2 separate regions of the Mus musculus genome follow, and region 2 is linked to region 1. Evidence: chromatin contacts called from ENCODE Hi-C or POLR2A ChIA-PET data. All regions are on one chromosome and are shown on one strand. The core of a region is the stretch at or near the end of the contact, and the rest is flanking DNA. Distances in the headings are between cores, read along the strand shown.

Region 1 (7,377 bases), core at 1,240-3,739:
AGACACAACAAAGCATTTTGGAGCTCATAGCTGAAGGCCAGAGGGGGAGGAAGAGAGGCTCCTGCAGTCTCTCACCACAGCAGCTCCTTGTTTTGTTTTGTTTTGTTTTGTTTTGTTTTTATGTTCTGGAGTTCTAAAGAAAAAAAAAAACCAGTTTTTCTTTTTCATAAGAATGCAGGTTTAGCTAAAAGCACTGTTTCCTACAATCAATGTAGGTAGATTCGAGATAGGTAGACTCTCCCTGCCTTCTTCCCGAAGCAGGTCTCACTTTGTTAGCACTTCTCAGCATACACACCCGTCTCTATGCGACCCAGTCATAATCACAGCAAATACTTGCCGTTCATGTCGTACCGAAAGACTGACACCAGCCCACCCCACCCAGCCAGCATGCAAGTGTTTCTCCACCAGACATTTATCAGGCAGGAGAGACCTGTCGCAATGAGAGTTGGTCCCTGCATGCAGAGAGCCTGCAATTAGCGAGTGACTACAGACCTGAGATTGGTAGCAGCAGTCCTCCATGATAAGGTTAAGGAATGAGAAGAAGGAGTTATTATTTTAGGACAGGTCAGAGAACACCTCAGAGGAAGGAAGGCTTGAGTGGACTCCCTCCTTCCGCTAACAGGATTTTATTGAATGATTTATACTGTGCCAGGGACCTCTTGAATGCAAAGTAAGCATCAAGAACAATGCATAGAAGACCTCTTGTCTTAATGGAGTCCATGGGCTTGGAGTAAAATTGATCTGATGGATTGGTAGCACCACCCTTGGTAGGCTCCTTGTCTACCGCCAACCCTCTTGTCTACTCGACAGCGCCTCAATAAAGCATTTGGTATGTGTGGGCACATTCAAGTGTGTGGTGTGTGCATGCGTGTGTGTGTGTGTGTGTGTGTGTGCACATGTATGTGCATGTGTGTGTGAGCACATGCTCAGATTTCTGATTATGAAATGAACTCAAATGTATAAAAGAGACTTTTGAAAGAGAATTCACTTCTAAAAATGTCATTTAAAAATAATTTTTTAAATTTTAATCACCTTGGTGTTTTGCCTGCATGTATATCTGCGTGAAGGTGTCAAGATCTTGGAGTTACAGACAGTTGTAAGCTGCCATACGGGTGCTGAGAATTGAACCCAGTATTATGGTATGTCTTGGTTTTACCACTAAGCACTGAAACTCAGTTCTCTTGGAAAATAGACTATCCTGTCACGTGGATGCATTTTAATGGAATTCTGCTTTCTCGTTGGACAGTTCTGAAAACAAGTTGTTTTTCTGTCTTTTGTTTTATGTGTATGGGTTTTGTGTTTGTTTTGTTTTTTCAAGACAGGGCTTCTCTGTGTACTTCTGGTGGTCCAGGAAGTCACTCCATAGGCCTTGAACTTGCAGAGATCCATCTGCCTCTGCCTAGAAGGTGCTGGATCAAAGGGGACTTAGAGTCACCACCGCCTGGCTCTAAAGACTTCTTTGAAAGATGTATTCAGACTCCGAGACACTGTAAACATCCCAAGGCTCCTGGTAGAAGGATCCAGTTGTTTTTTAGAATGCTGTGTACATTCATATTCCCATCAGAGCGTGTGACTGTGTCCTAGCTAGGATGATCCGGCTAGTGTCCAGGTCCGTCCACACAAGATAACAGGTCTCAGGAGGGTCCAGACTGGCTCTTCTGCTGCCGGCCGGCCACAGGCTTGTAGTAAATGTTGTTGACATGTGTTTGAATGACGGAGCCCAGGAGGGTTTATCAGACAGTTGAGGAGACAGTTGTCACCAGGGAGCACTTTTCCCACAGGCTTTGAAGGAAAGGGAAGCTCGGGTGTTGGTGACAAGCTTTGGTGACACGGCCACTTCTCTAGTTGTAGATTGTCCTCAGGGCTGAGATGGATGTGCTGGCTTACCCATCACCCTTTCATCTGTTCTAAGTTAGTCTTCCCAGTAGCTGCTGAAGTGTTCTGTCCTCATCCTTATCTTTACGTAGACTCAGTTAATGGCAGGTAACCCAGCTTATGAGTGATGGAAGCATACTGTACTGTGGCTACAGGTGCCCTGTTGAGAACGCTGTTCTGTGTACGGTTAGTGTCTGTGAGGAGCACTTCCTGTAATGGGGGGGAGAGCAGGGGGTGTCTGTCAGGGAGTGCTATCCTCCCAGGGTTCATACCTGAAGCCTGTCCCCAAGCAGACAGCATTAGGAGGTTGGATGTTGGGACGTAGACAACTGATGATGTGCACTTAGAGCCTCTGTACAGGGCAGTCCCATGACTGACGATTGCCTCTCAAGAGGACATCGTGAGACCCCGGGTGCCTCCACTGAGTCCTGTATCTTCCGTGATTCCATCTTGGACTTCCCAGCCTCCAGAGCCGAGCAGTGAATGTCAGGTTTTTTGCAAGCCACCCAAGGCAAGGCATCTTGTTAGCAGCCTACCAAGTGAGACAAGGAGCACGCCTCCGGTTGGCAGGCGGTTGGCGGGTGAGATGTTGTCTCAGCCGACCAAGATGATGATGTACCCGTGGTTCTCAGCTGTTGATGGAAGAAGCCCGGGTGTGGGGGCTGCTTCTGATGAGGGCCAGGCGCCTCTACAAGGCATGTGTCACTCTTAGAAGAGAGATGGTTATCAGTGCCCTGGCCTTGGATCCTTTCCCAGAAGCCCTGTGTTGATGATGAAGTCAGATCAGGGGAACAGACCTTCTAAAAGGGAAGTGTGGGTGGGAGGTAGGAGGAGAGGAGAAGAGAGAAACAAAACAAAATCCAACCCCCCCCCCCCCAGATGCGATAGGGCTTTCCCTGTGTGTGCTCTGTAGCTATGCCTACAAGGCAAGGCTTAACGTATTGTAACCTAATCAGCCTCTTGAACAATTACAAAACAAACTTTAAAAACAGACAGGATAAACATTTGATACATTTTGACTTTCAAGTTACTCCTTTGAAATTGTGAGAGGACTTCACTCCTGGGTGTTAAAGCAACACTCATGCACGCCACTCCAGGACCTCACCACAAGGTCACCCCTCTTGCCCACAGTCTCTGCCCACCCATACAGATACCCTTCAAGGACCCACAGGTCCTCTAGGCCCTTTAATGTCCCCAGCTCTGAGGTGCTCCCTCCAGCTCTCCTGGATCTTCTCTGCTGTGACACTGACTGTCCAGCAGCTGTGGTAGAAGCGACTGAGAGGAAATGAGAATGGGGCCAAAATAGCCAGTTATTAGGTTTCCTGTTGCAGAGGATGTGGTCGGTTGACTTTGGTTATCTGTGAGTCTGGCCCAGGGACTGGGCTCAGCTAGCAGTTAAACATGTGGGGGGAGCACAGGCTTGGCTCCTCTGACAGAAATTATCAGAGTCCTCAGGACCCCCCCCCCCAGGAAAGCCAGTGGGGTTCAGCCCTGCGCTACATATGATTTTACGTATGGCCAGGAGCAGTAGCAGCCACTTTCCAGAGCTTCGGGAGGCAGTAGCCCTTTGGTGCGGGCATGTGTGCGCATCTGTGTAAATGTGTGCATGTGCGCATGTTGACACATGGTTTGATATTTATTTATTTATTTACTTACTTACTTATTTACTTTGAGACAGGATCTCACACTCCAGTCCAGCTGGCCTCGAACTTGTAGCAATCCTCCCGCCCCTGCCTTCTGAGTGCTGGTACTAGAGGCACGAGGTGTGATACCCACCGTATGATCAGGTTCTTTGGTGAGTGGGGGCACATCCATGTCTATGCACACATGTGTTTGCATGTGGAGGGCAGGGGCTGATATCAGCTGTCTTGCTCAGTCACGGCACATCCACCTGACAGGCTGGCCAGTGAGCCCCAAGGATCCTCCTGGCTCTGCCTTCTCCGTGCCCGGGTGGTAGGCACACTGCACTATACCGCTTGTATGAGTGTTTATGTTTTTAAACATGGGTTCTGGGTGGGGGATGCAGCTCAGGTCTTTATGCTGGCTTGGCAAGCTCTTTATTGACTTCTGTCTCCCCAGCCGCATGGTTTGGTTCTTCACACCTAATGGGCAGGGCAGAGCCTGTTTCCAACCCCAGCTAAGCCTTGAAGAGCATGGCCGTGCTTCTATGTGTTCCATGGATCCCATGACACCTCTGGTGACGCTCCTTTCCATTTTCCCAGCCTCACCTACAGTGTGCCAGCTGGACAGTGTGATGCCGCCACCCTGCCAGAGCCACTGTCACCTCTCCCTTGGGGATTTATAGAACTGGAAGCTGCTCCCCACCCTTTCCTATCCTTTACCCCCAACCACTTGCCCGACCTTGGCCTAAACTGCTGAGAAACGTTGAAACCTGTGCACTCTCTGTGGCTTCCACTGCACCCCAGACCGAAAGCCGAGTCCTTGCTTTGACCTCAAAAGGCTGTTTTCCTGTCTTGGGCTCCAGGCACACTTGCTTGCTCGCTTACCTTTCAGTTCCTCACAGGAACCAAGTTCTTATCGGTGCTGGTGCTAGGAGACTTGGCGTTTTCTGTTTCCTCTGCTTTAGAATGTTCTCCCACACCCCTCAGGTCTTGTGGCTTTCCCCAGTTTTCTTGTGTCTCTCTATCATTTCTGCTTTCATATCAGGTTCTTTGGTTATAGCTTCCTACTGTGCACAGTGTTTCTCCATTGTTCTGTTCACATCGTGATCCCTCAGTGTCCTGTCCGTCATTCTTTTAGGGTTTGCATAATAAGAGAGAGTGTGGTGGTTTGAATATGCCTGGCCCATGGGAAATGGCACTATTAGGAGGTGTGGCCATGTTGGAGTGGGTGTGGCTTGGAGGAAGAAGTGTGTCACTGTGGAGGTGGGCTTTGAGATCTTCTAGTGCTCAAGCTCTGCCCAGTGCAGAAGAGAGCCCCCTCCTTCTGAACAAGATGTAAAATTCTTGGCACCTCCAGCACCATGTCTGCCTGCACGCTGCCTTGCTTCCTGCCATGATGATAATGGACTGAACCTCTAAACTGTAAGCCAGCTCCAATTAGATGTTGTCCCTTTTAAGAGTTGCCTTAGTCATGGTGTTTCTTTATAGTGATGAAACCCTAAGACAGAAGTGGTTGACCCCTAAGTCACCTGAGTCCCCCATAGTCTAATGCATTTGTAATCTTGGTTTCCAGTTGGTTGCTACTGTTTGAGGCTTAGGAGGCGTGGCCTTACTGGAGGGAGCCTGTCAGTGGGGAAAGGCTCACACGATTTCCTGTTTGCCCTCTCTTCATGTGTGAGGTTTAAGATGTGAGTCCTCAGCTCAGCAGAGGCATGGTTCTGCCACCATGCCTCTGCTCCGCCATCAGCTTATCTGCCTGGAATCGTAAGCCCAAATAAACTCTCCTCTAATAGGTTACCTTGGTGGTAGTGTTTTGTCACAGCAGCAGAACAGTCACTGATACAGAGGGGTTTCTGGGTTTGTATCCTGCCACTTGTATTCCCTAGCTCTGGCCCCTGTAGATTGGGTGTTCATGAAAGTAGGATGTCTGGCAGAAAGGAAGAAAAGCAGATGGACGATGGAGGAGGTCTGCAGCTTGCCTAGCCTGACCTTGAGGCTGATCTGATGGAGGAGGCAGAGGCTGAGACTGCCATACAGCTGCTCTTGAGATGGAGGTCTGACAGGTACATGCTAACTGCTCAGACTGTGGAGGATTTGACCCTAGGCTTGACTGCCAAGGTCAGACGATTCTCCACATCCCATTCTTCTTTTGACCACAGTTCCTGCTGGAAACTGGCATTACACAGGATTGGGATTCATTGGTATGGTTAGAATGAACCTTTTCCCTAATGGTTCCCTATCTGGATGCTGCTTAGAGGGAGATATCAGAGACAAATTATCTTTCATTTGGTCACTGCCAAGGATGAGAGGGCCCTAGGAAGAACTGCTTTCAGGTGCCTGTTGGCTTGAGACAACAAAGGAGACAGTCCCATCCTGGCAATGGATCAGTTTTCACATTAGCATATTAAATGCTCTGAGAGGTCAAGAAATCTATTTAAGGGGAGTGGGGTGGGTGGGAGGGCAAGAGGATGGGGGGATGAATTGGGGATGAGGGAATGGAGGGGGTTGAGCTGGTGGGGTTGGCACAAGCCATTAATCCCACCATTCTGGAGGCAGAGGCAGGGAGGCCAGCATGGTCTACAGAGTGAGTCCAGACAGCTAGGGCTACACAGAGAAACCCTGTCAAGTTCTCCACCTTACACAGCCACACTAATTAGCTGTGGAACATCAGCTTTTTGCAGATGCTGTTTAGACTGGAGGGATGGAGGGGCTGATGGAGACAGGGACCCTAAGCTGTTTTCATCTTTGAGATGGCTATCACATTAGATCCCCTTGGCAGCAGTAGCCTGAGGGCTAAGTTTGATGGGGTCATGCACACAAGAAGTTGTGACTCAGTCCAGACATGTGGGTTGTCATGGATACACACCTGTGTGGTTACCAGCTCAAGGGTGAGGGTGGGATGGGAGGGGTGGGGAACAAGTGGTCCCACACAGTCCCACATACAATCCCATGTTTGATAGCATTATATATCACACGCATACAGAGGACAGAGTAGAAGTGGGGTGAGGGACTGGAAGTGCAGCCGGGCCGTGCTCACTGAAGACTCTCTCTGTGTTGAGGGGGCTCCCGGAGCTGAGACAGGATGACTGAGTGGGGTTTGGAAAGAGCATAGCAGAGGGACCAAAGTGGGTTTTCTTTGGGCACTACAGATGCTTGCCAACACTTCTGAGATGTTTAATTCACTAGACTGCCCTTCACAATTAGGAGGCAAAGGCAGTCTTAAGTAAGTTGGGGGGGGGGTCTGGCAATATCAGTATTTCTTTTAGACCTTCCCACATGGAGCTCTATAGGAAATTTTAGAAGAAAATTGCCCCTCAGACAGAGGTTTCCAACCTTTCCTGGGTCTGAATGTCTTCCCCAGACCGCGGGAGGTAGGTAGCCAGTTGGCAGTGGGTTTCCTGATCTGCTATGGGGGGGGGGTCACTGATCCCTGATCTTATTTTGAGACAAAGACTGAGTGCTCCAAAGTGCCTGACAGCAAAGCATTGACCTGGAGGAGAAGTGGCTGCCACCCCCGTGGACATTCATATCTGGTTAAGGAGTGTGTGGGAGCTGCAGTAGGTTCCCTCTTTACCCCTAGCCCCAATCTTGGGGCGTGTATTTGCTGAGCTGGTGAACCTGCAGTGCACTGGTATGCTGAGACTTTCACGGTCTGCACACAGATTCCCTCAGACTCATCTTCACTGTCTGGCCCTTGTCAGGACAAAGTGTCCTCTGTGTTGGGTTACCATAGGACCTTTACAATAAATGTGCAGAGCATGAGTCAAAAGACCAGATCCCAGACTTCTACGTACCGTTCTTCTTCTGGGGTGTTCCCGGCTGAAGCCCCACACACCACTCTCTGCCGCGGTTGGCCTGAAGCTTGGACCGTCAGATAGCA
Region 2 (7,377 bases), core at 1,884-4,383, 45 kb after region 1:
CAAGGACTTGAGAGTTTATAATGATGCGTGGGTGTGACCAAGTTTCCTTGGACTGCGGATTCACAGGAGGTCACCCTTCCATGTCTGTCACCAGGCTCTACACAGCCCTGGGGTGTTGCTTTCTCTGATTCTGAAAATGTGACCCAGTGGACCATGGCAACACCTCTATTTGTCCTTGATGTTAGTTAGAGGAATAAATGACACACAAAGCTCCTGGTATTACAAGGATCCTTCTAGATGCATCTTCCTTCAAGTCACACTGCCCTAACCTGAGTGTTAACCCTGGGGTTGCTGTTCTTTATTAGGAAAATGGAACACAGAGGCCCATCACCAGTGGTCATTGGCAACAAGAAGAAGGGATTCTAAGACATCTTCCGCATCACTGCAGGCTCAGGAGCTACTTAGGGAAGTCTCCTTTGGACCAGTCTTCAGGCCTGCAGGTAGCAGACATTCATTCAGAATAAAAGCATAGCTTCCCCCTGACTTCCAGATCCTTCCAAAAGGATGAAATTCTCCACGGGAAGAAAGGCCTGGGTTAGGAGGTGATTTTTGAGCAGAAAAAGAAAAGAACTGAAGTGTGATTTTTTTTTTCACCCCCTCTCTGGGGCAATGGTTTGGTTTTATTTAGAAGCAATTGTTTTGTTTTTGTTTTTTCACTTAATATTAGTAAAATAATAGAGTTGTGAGGTAAACAGACCTATCTGGCAAACTAAAGAATTAAAACATTTCTGCCCTGAATTCAGTTTCTCGGCTTAGAAGGTTGCTTTTATGAGGGGGGGAGGGGGAGGTGGGAGAAGGCACACCCAGGACGCACCCTCTTAGGTTGGTGCTCTTTGGTGACATTATGAGAGTCCTAAAGAAGAAACTGACCTTGAAGCAGACTCTGGTTTCCTAGCTAGGCTCTCGATCAGCTTTGGTGTCCCCTAAAAGCAAGAACATGTTTCTAAGACTCCTTCTCCATGTTGCTGAGACATTTACTGTCTACAGTTCCTACACAGTTGTTCTGTTGAGTGAGTGACTCTTCTACCTGATCCTGTCACACAGGCTCATCCAGCTGGTGTAGGGGGTGTGTGTGTGTGTGACTCCATTGAATGAGTGGACAGTCACATCCCCTCATGTTTCCCCCTAGGAAGGAAGGGATGAGGTTCATGTTATCCCAGGTTAGCCCCATATACTTCTGGTATGAATGATGTATTGATGCCACCCACTTCCCCTCTAGCAGACTAAAACTGTGAGATGAGTCTGGGGCTAGCTTCATAGTTCACCGTGCAGTGGGTCCTCCCGGATTTGTAATTTGCACACCCAATAAGGTCCAGGGATCCTCAGACATCTGAGCTATGTCTCAGACCGACTCCTTTGAGCTGCATCCCACAAGCATCGTGGAAGGGTGTGAGCCTCAGGAACATAAACCCCATCTGGACTGCAGGCTCCACTCTCATGGGCAGGGCTGCTAGGTGTCTACTGGCGTTAAATCTAGATGTGTGTGGCAGGCAGACAGGAGGGCTGGCGGGGTCGGAAAGCACAGGGCTTTCTGTGTTTGTGATGACATTCTGTGAACCAGAGAAAACCTCAGAGCTATAAACCAGTCTATTATTTCCCGAACGGTATCCTGCACTCATTGATGGCGTTAATGAGAATTCAACTCATACACGTATGTATCCATGGGCATATGTAAGAGGCCATAGCTTTGGATTCCATGTTAATAACAAGCAGGCGCATTCTGGAGTCAAGCACACAGAGGGATTGTGAAGGACAGTGCTTTTTATTATATTACATTAGTTTTCCTTTATGACATTTGGTAGGTCAACCCCATGGCAGCAGGTCAGCTGAGTTATGGAGGAAATGAACCTGAAAAGTGGAAGAGAGGCTGTAACGCGATAAAGCTTATCAATTCAATTTATTTCTCCTATGCTAAATGCAGTCAGCAAGGCCGGATATCTCGATGCCTGGCAGAGATGCGCGGGAGGAGATAGGTCTCAATGGCAAAGCTTCCGAAAGGCTCAGTGGGTAAAGGCACTTGCTGCCGAGCCTGGTGATCTGAGCTCAGTTTACAGGACTCACATGGTGGAAGACACGCACACACACACGCGCACACACACGCGCGCACACACACGTGTGCACACACGCGCACACACACGTGCACACACACATGCACACACGTGCACACACGTGCACACACGCGCGCGCACACACACTAGCGCACCCACACACACAAGTGCACACACACACACACGTGCACACACACACACACACGTGCACACACACACACACGTACACACACACATACACACACACACGCGCGCATACACGCGCACACACACATGCACACACAGACACGTGCACACACACACGTGCACACACACATGCACACACACGCGCACACACGCGTGCACACACACATACACACACACACACAATGGGTAGATGTTAAGCAATAAAAAAAGGTTTAGTGTTGATGCTTGGGAGCCCGAAAATCTTCTCACACTTTGGGAGAAGGTTTAGTATAAGTTTAGTGTTTGCGTTCATAAACCCAGCAAGCCAGCTTCTCAGCCCAGTGTTCACTCTGGAAAGACTTCCGACCCATTCATTGTGTGGCTCAAGGGACCAGTCAGAGCAGCCTCACAGCTGTAAGATGCTGTAAGAATCCCTCCCCTGCTGGAGAGCACCCACGTCACGTCACGACTCCTCCAGTTCACCCACAGCCGCCTGTGGATGTGGCTCTCATTCTTCAGATCGTGACAGGGCTGCACTCGGCGCTGTTCCTCACATCTTCTCACTCCTCGGCCTTGCTTCCCTCCTCTGCAAAGTGCAGAGACCGACAACAGCCTCCACAGGATTTTAAGATCATTTATAAAAATCCTCTTTCTAGAGCCAGCCAGCCAGCCAGTATGTGATGGTTGTTATGGTGATGTTTAAGTCCCACCCCTCCTGCTGATTGACGGTCCTTTGTAAGCCCTCCTGTCTGGTAGACCTGTGTTCTTCCACAGCCCTCTCTGTATGTGGCTATGTGGCAGTAGCATCCTTATCTCAGCTTGTGTCCCGAGCTCAGATTGTGCCCAGCAGTCCTAAGAATGTTAGCTTCATGGGAGAGTGTTCTAGGAACCTACAGAAGATCCCTTCAGTGTCAGGTTTGTGCACGCCCACTACCATTCACATGCACTCTGAGTTGCACACACGTGTGTGAGGAGCAAAACCTGGCCGCCAAGCAAATGCTGGCTAATAGTTTCCACAGTGTTTCACCTTGGAATGAAATAGAAAAAGAACCCAGGTAACAGGCTTCATTGTCCATTAACTTGGGACCAGGATGGAGGTATAAGTTGCAGAAGAAGTAAGACAACCAGTCCCGCTGCACTGGGAGCTCTTGGTGCAAAGAGGCAGGAGGTTTTCCTACTGCCAACCAGGTCTGCTCTGAGATGCCTATGTGTGGCTGTCCATTCCCTGGAGAGTAGTCACCAAGGTGAGCTCTCAGGTCCCATGACTTAGGTTTGTAGCAGCTCTGCCACCTTTTAGAATATTCTGTGACCTCATTAGAGACTGGAGATAGACTTAAGCCTCAGTGAGCCCTCCAGTGTTGCTTATGCAACAGAATTTTAAATTTGTTAACATTTATTACTTTCTCGGGGGTCAGGGATAGAGCCTGTGTGGAGGTCAGAGGACAACTCGAAGGAGATTGCAGAGCTGAGCTGTTGGGACTTTTTTATTATTAGAAAATTTAAATTTTTTAAATTTATGATTGTGTGTACATATGTGCATATGATGTGTGGTATGCAGGTTCACATATGTGTGGAGGTAGGAGGTTAACTTGTGGAGTTAGCTCTCTCCTGATTTTCTATGGGCTCTGGAGTTTGCCCTCAGTTCACTGGTCTCTTCACCAGCTTAGCTGTCTTGTCTGTTTCTGGGCAGCGGAGTTTTGCAAGCAAGAAGTTATCTGTGTGTTTCTTGAGTCTCTGATGTCCCATTTGTCAGGCTGTCTGTCCCTGTATGAGAGTCCCAGCTTGGGAGCACCGTGGCTGTGCATGTATGTCTGGCTCTGCGCCTGTCTGCTATGTGAACCCGGGCAAGTTACATCACTCTCTTTTGCATCTGCAAAGCAAGGTTATCAATGCTAGCGCCCCTCCTCCGGGGAAACTTCAGTGAGGTGAGGTGTGGACCGCACCAGCACCAACGTGGTGTTTAGTGATTCCAAGTGCAACAGCCATGATAAAAGCCAGGCGGTGTGGATAATCAACTACACACAGCAAGATGGGGATGGTAAGACCATGCTGTTAAAAGAGAGCTTGCCTCCTTATGGGAAGGTGTCTGTACCATCCGATGGGTTATAGGGCACTCCACTCAAAGATGAAGTTTCTTGTAGTGGCAGAGGCAGAAGGCAAAGGCAAGCAGGGTGGTGTCACTCCCTGAGACTATCCACCATGATGGCATAGCACACAGTAGGGCATCAGCTCAGAGGCTCTAGGTATCTCGTCAGGGCTTTTAGCAGTTATTTAAATCCGAGACTGAAGATCATGAATGAAGTCAGTCAATAAAGTCTACAGTTGGGTTAGCTTATGCTTTCAAGATTTTGTTTCTTTTTCTTTTGACAGGCTCTCACTCTGTAGCCTGCAGCGCACCCTGTAGCCCAGGCTAGCCTCAGACTCTACAGCCTCACTTGTACTAGCACTAGTAGTGGCATTAGGGGAGAGCTGTAGGTTTTGTTTTGTTTTGTTTGTTTGTTTGTTTTTTTGGGGGTGTTTTGTTTTGTTTGCAGAGAGAATGTATGTAAGTGAGGGTGTGCGTGCATATGAGTTGGAGACCCCAGGCTTCGGGTCTCACTTTTCTGTCCTTGTTATCCCTCAGCCTGGGTTGAGTTTCACTCACATTTATGCCTCAGCAAAATCAAATCAATTGACCATGTATCAAAGACCACAGCGAACAGTTGCCAGTGGTAAAAAACCACAGTGTTAATAGATCCGGGAATAGCTCAGCGCCAACCGCTCTAATTACAAAGCTCATGAGAAATGGAGGCTTCAGATGGCTTTGGTGAGCCAAAGAGTGAGAAGATGCCCTGATGTGGTTCACACATGTCTTCTCCTGAGAACACTGTGTGCACGTGAGTATGTGTGTGTGCAAGTGCTCTTATGAGTGTGCCTCTGTGTGTTTTCCTATGAAGGAGTCTATTGGGAAATGAGCTTTCTATCTAAGATATGACTTCCTGAGTTAATATTGAAGTCAGGTCAGAAAAAAAATGCTGTTTTTCAATAGACTCTGAAATGTTTAAATCACAAAAGCAAAAGGCCAGAACTTGTAGATAACTTTTAGCCCAGATTTCCTGAAATATCCAGATGCATGTGACACTTAGACTTTTATGCCAGAGAATATTTTCAAAATAGGAAAATTCTCTAGGCCCAGAGACAGGATTCAGAGGCCCTTTAAAGACACATGCAGAGTATGCATGCTTGCAGGCACACAATTTTAACAAGCGTGTGTTGGATGGCCTTGCTCCTGCTGTCCTTCTGTGCTGATAAACAGGCCGTCTTTGACTTTGCCCTGGAGATATGAAATTCTTGAGGTGACCCACATGCAACTGTGTCAACATCATGTATCCGTCTGTCTTGACAACATCCCTCTCTCTCTCTCTCTCTCTCTCTCTCTCTCTCTCTCTCTGTGTGTGTGTGTGTGTGTGTGTGTGTGTGTGTGTGTGTGTGCTTCTAAGAGGCTACAAGACCCTCTCCTTGAGTTGCTATGGGCCTGGGCATTTGGTTCAATGGTAAGGCCTTTGTATAGTATGTACAAGGCCCTCAGTTTCACTCTCAATACAAGAAGGAGGAGGATGAAGAAGAGGAAGAGGAAGAAGGGGAAGGAGGAAGAAGAGGAAGGAGAGGAGGAGAAGGAGGAAGGAGAAGAAGAAGAGGAGGAGGAAGAAGAAGAAACCACCACCAATAACCATCTGGATTGTGTTCCGATTGTCCTATAATCTGAGTGGTTTCCTTGGCAACAGTGGCGTTCTACCGTAGTCTCCTATCCTCCTTACCCGATGTGCATACAACATTCTCTAATTTTTAAAAATTCAAATGGACTTTTAGCCATCACCTCTTGCTGTATTCACGCAGGCCCTAGATAGTCTGTGCAGGATGCAGTGATCTGAATTCTGGCACCACATCCGTCCTCTTCACTCATCTCACGGGGGAACTGGGAAGGTAGCAGAGAGAGGGACCCTGAGCATCCTGCTACTTGTGGGCAGTTGGTCTGAAGGGAGAAGCATGCCCTAGGGGTGCACCATCAGACAGCTGCTGGGAGATGCTGAGTGGTCTTTGTTTGGGTGATGCCACTCAATTATGATCTACCAACTTTCAAGACCATTTTTTTTTTCAACATTTTAGGTGTCTAGGACCAAGTTGAGATTGACAGCTAACTTCATGTTTCCTTGAGAAAAGTCTAGGGTGCTGCTAAATACCGGTGCTGTCCATGGAAAATGCTGACATTAAGAACACGTGACGTGGGCTGGAGAGTTGATCTAGGAGTTATGGGCATTGGCTGCTCTTCCAGAAGACCTGGGTTTGAGCATCCACATGGCAGCTCACTACCATCTGTAACTTGAGTTTCAAGGGGACCTGGAGGTGATTTACATACACCCATATTGAAGCAGCATTTACTCACGTGACAAGCTCCGAGTGCCATCCCCAGCACCCCATAAAACTAGTGTGGATATCTGTAATCCCAGGATTCAGCAGTAGAGGCAAGAGGATCAGTTCAGAGTCATCTTTTAGCTACATAGAATGTAAAAGGCCAGGCTGGGATACATGGGGCCCTGTTTCAGACACAGATACAACCAAAAAGAATGGCTGACACTTTGGGCAACATGGGTAACCCTTGAGGATGTCATGCTAAGTGAAAGAAGCCAGACAACACAGGAAAGTGCTGCACGTCCAGATCCACAGACATACACACAAAGGAGAGTGTTTTGGACAGGGGACGGTGGGATGCTTTATGCGTATGGTGTCTCATGTGGTCTAAAGCAAATGCTTGTCCAACAGCAAGATTACCTTTAATGCTGCTCAGCTGTATACTTGAAAATGAAGACATGTGGTCAGCAAGATGGCTTGGTTAGTAAAGGTACCCCTTAACTCTGACAGTCTGAGTTTGATTTGCAAGATCCACTTCATGGAAGGAGGGATCCAGTTTTCTCAAAAAGTCCACTGCTGTCAGTATATGTATCCACATGATATTATAAAACAAGACCATTCTGAGAAGGGCACTTGAGGCACCACTGGTATGTGTGCATGTAAATCAGTCTGGAACCCAGAGGCCCCCCACTCCCTACCCCATCTTCTTGCATAGCATCTGTATTCTAGAAGTAGTTGTAAAAAAGACTGGTTCCTAGGCAAGGCGAGAGAACGA

Evidence for each region. A loop is a pair of places that touch in the nucleus more often than their neighbours do. ChIA-PET counts read pairs that join two places held with the same protein, here RNA polymerase II (POLR2A).
Region 2: a map of left cerebral cortex shows a loop between it and region 1 (8-fold over the local background). The contact joins two enhancer-like sites. A Hi-C loop is called at or near these places in 3 of 37 maps with a recorded cell type or tissue (adrenal gland, heart and left cerebral cortex). POLR2A ChIA-PET finds 5 or more read pairs at or near these places in 2 of 5 experiments (both embryonic stem cell).

The regions. Positions count from the first base shown.
Region 1 is chr10:83,002,007-83,009,383 of GRCm38, forward strand. The region is part of intron 1 of Chst11 (carbohydrate sulfotransferase 11); the gene reads left to right. Among named protein-coding and RNA genes, the nearest start is that of Chst11, 20 kb to the left of the region's middle. Within about 2 kb of position 2,490, at least 2 of the 3 ENCODE cell types and tissues checked have a DNase peak (open chromatin) inside an H3K27ac peak, as active enhancers do; they include left cerebral cortex, where a contact is called at or near this core.
Region 2 is chr10:83,046,648-83,054,024 of GRCm38, forward strand. The region is part of intron 1 of Chst11 (carbohydrate sulfotransferase 11); the gene reads left to right. Among named protein-coding and RNA genes, the nearest start is that of Chst11, 65 kb to the left of the region's middle. Within about 2 kb of position 3,134, at least 1 of the 3 ENCODE cell types and tissues checked has a DNase peak (open chromatin) inside an H3K27ac peak, as active enhancers do; it is left cerebral cortex, where a contact is called at or near this core.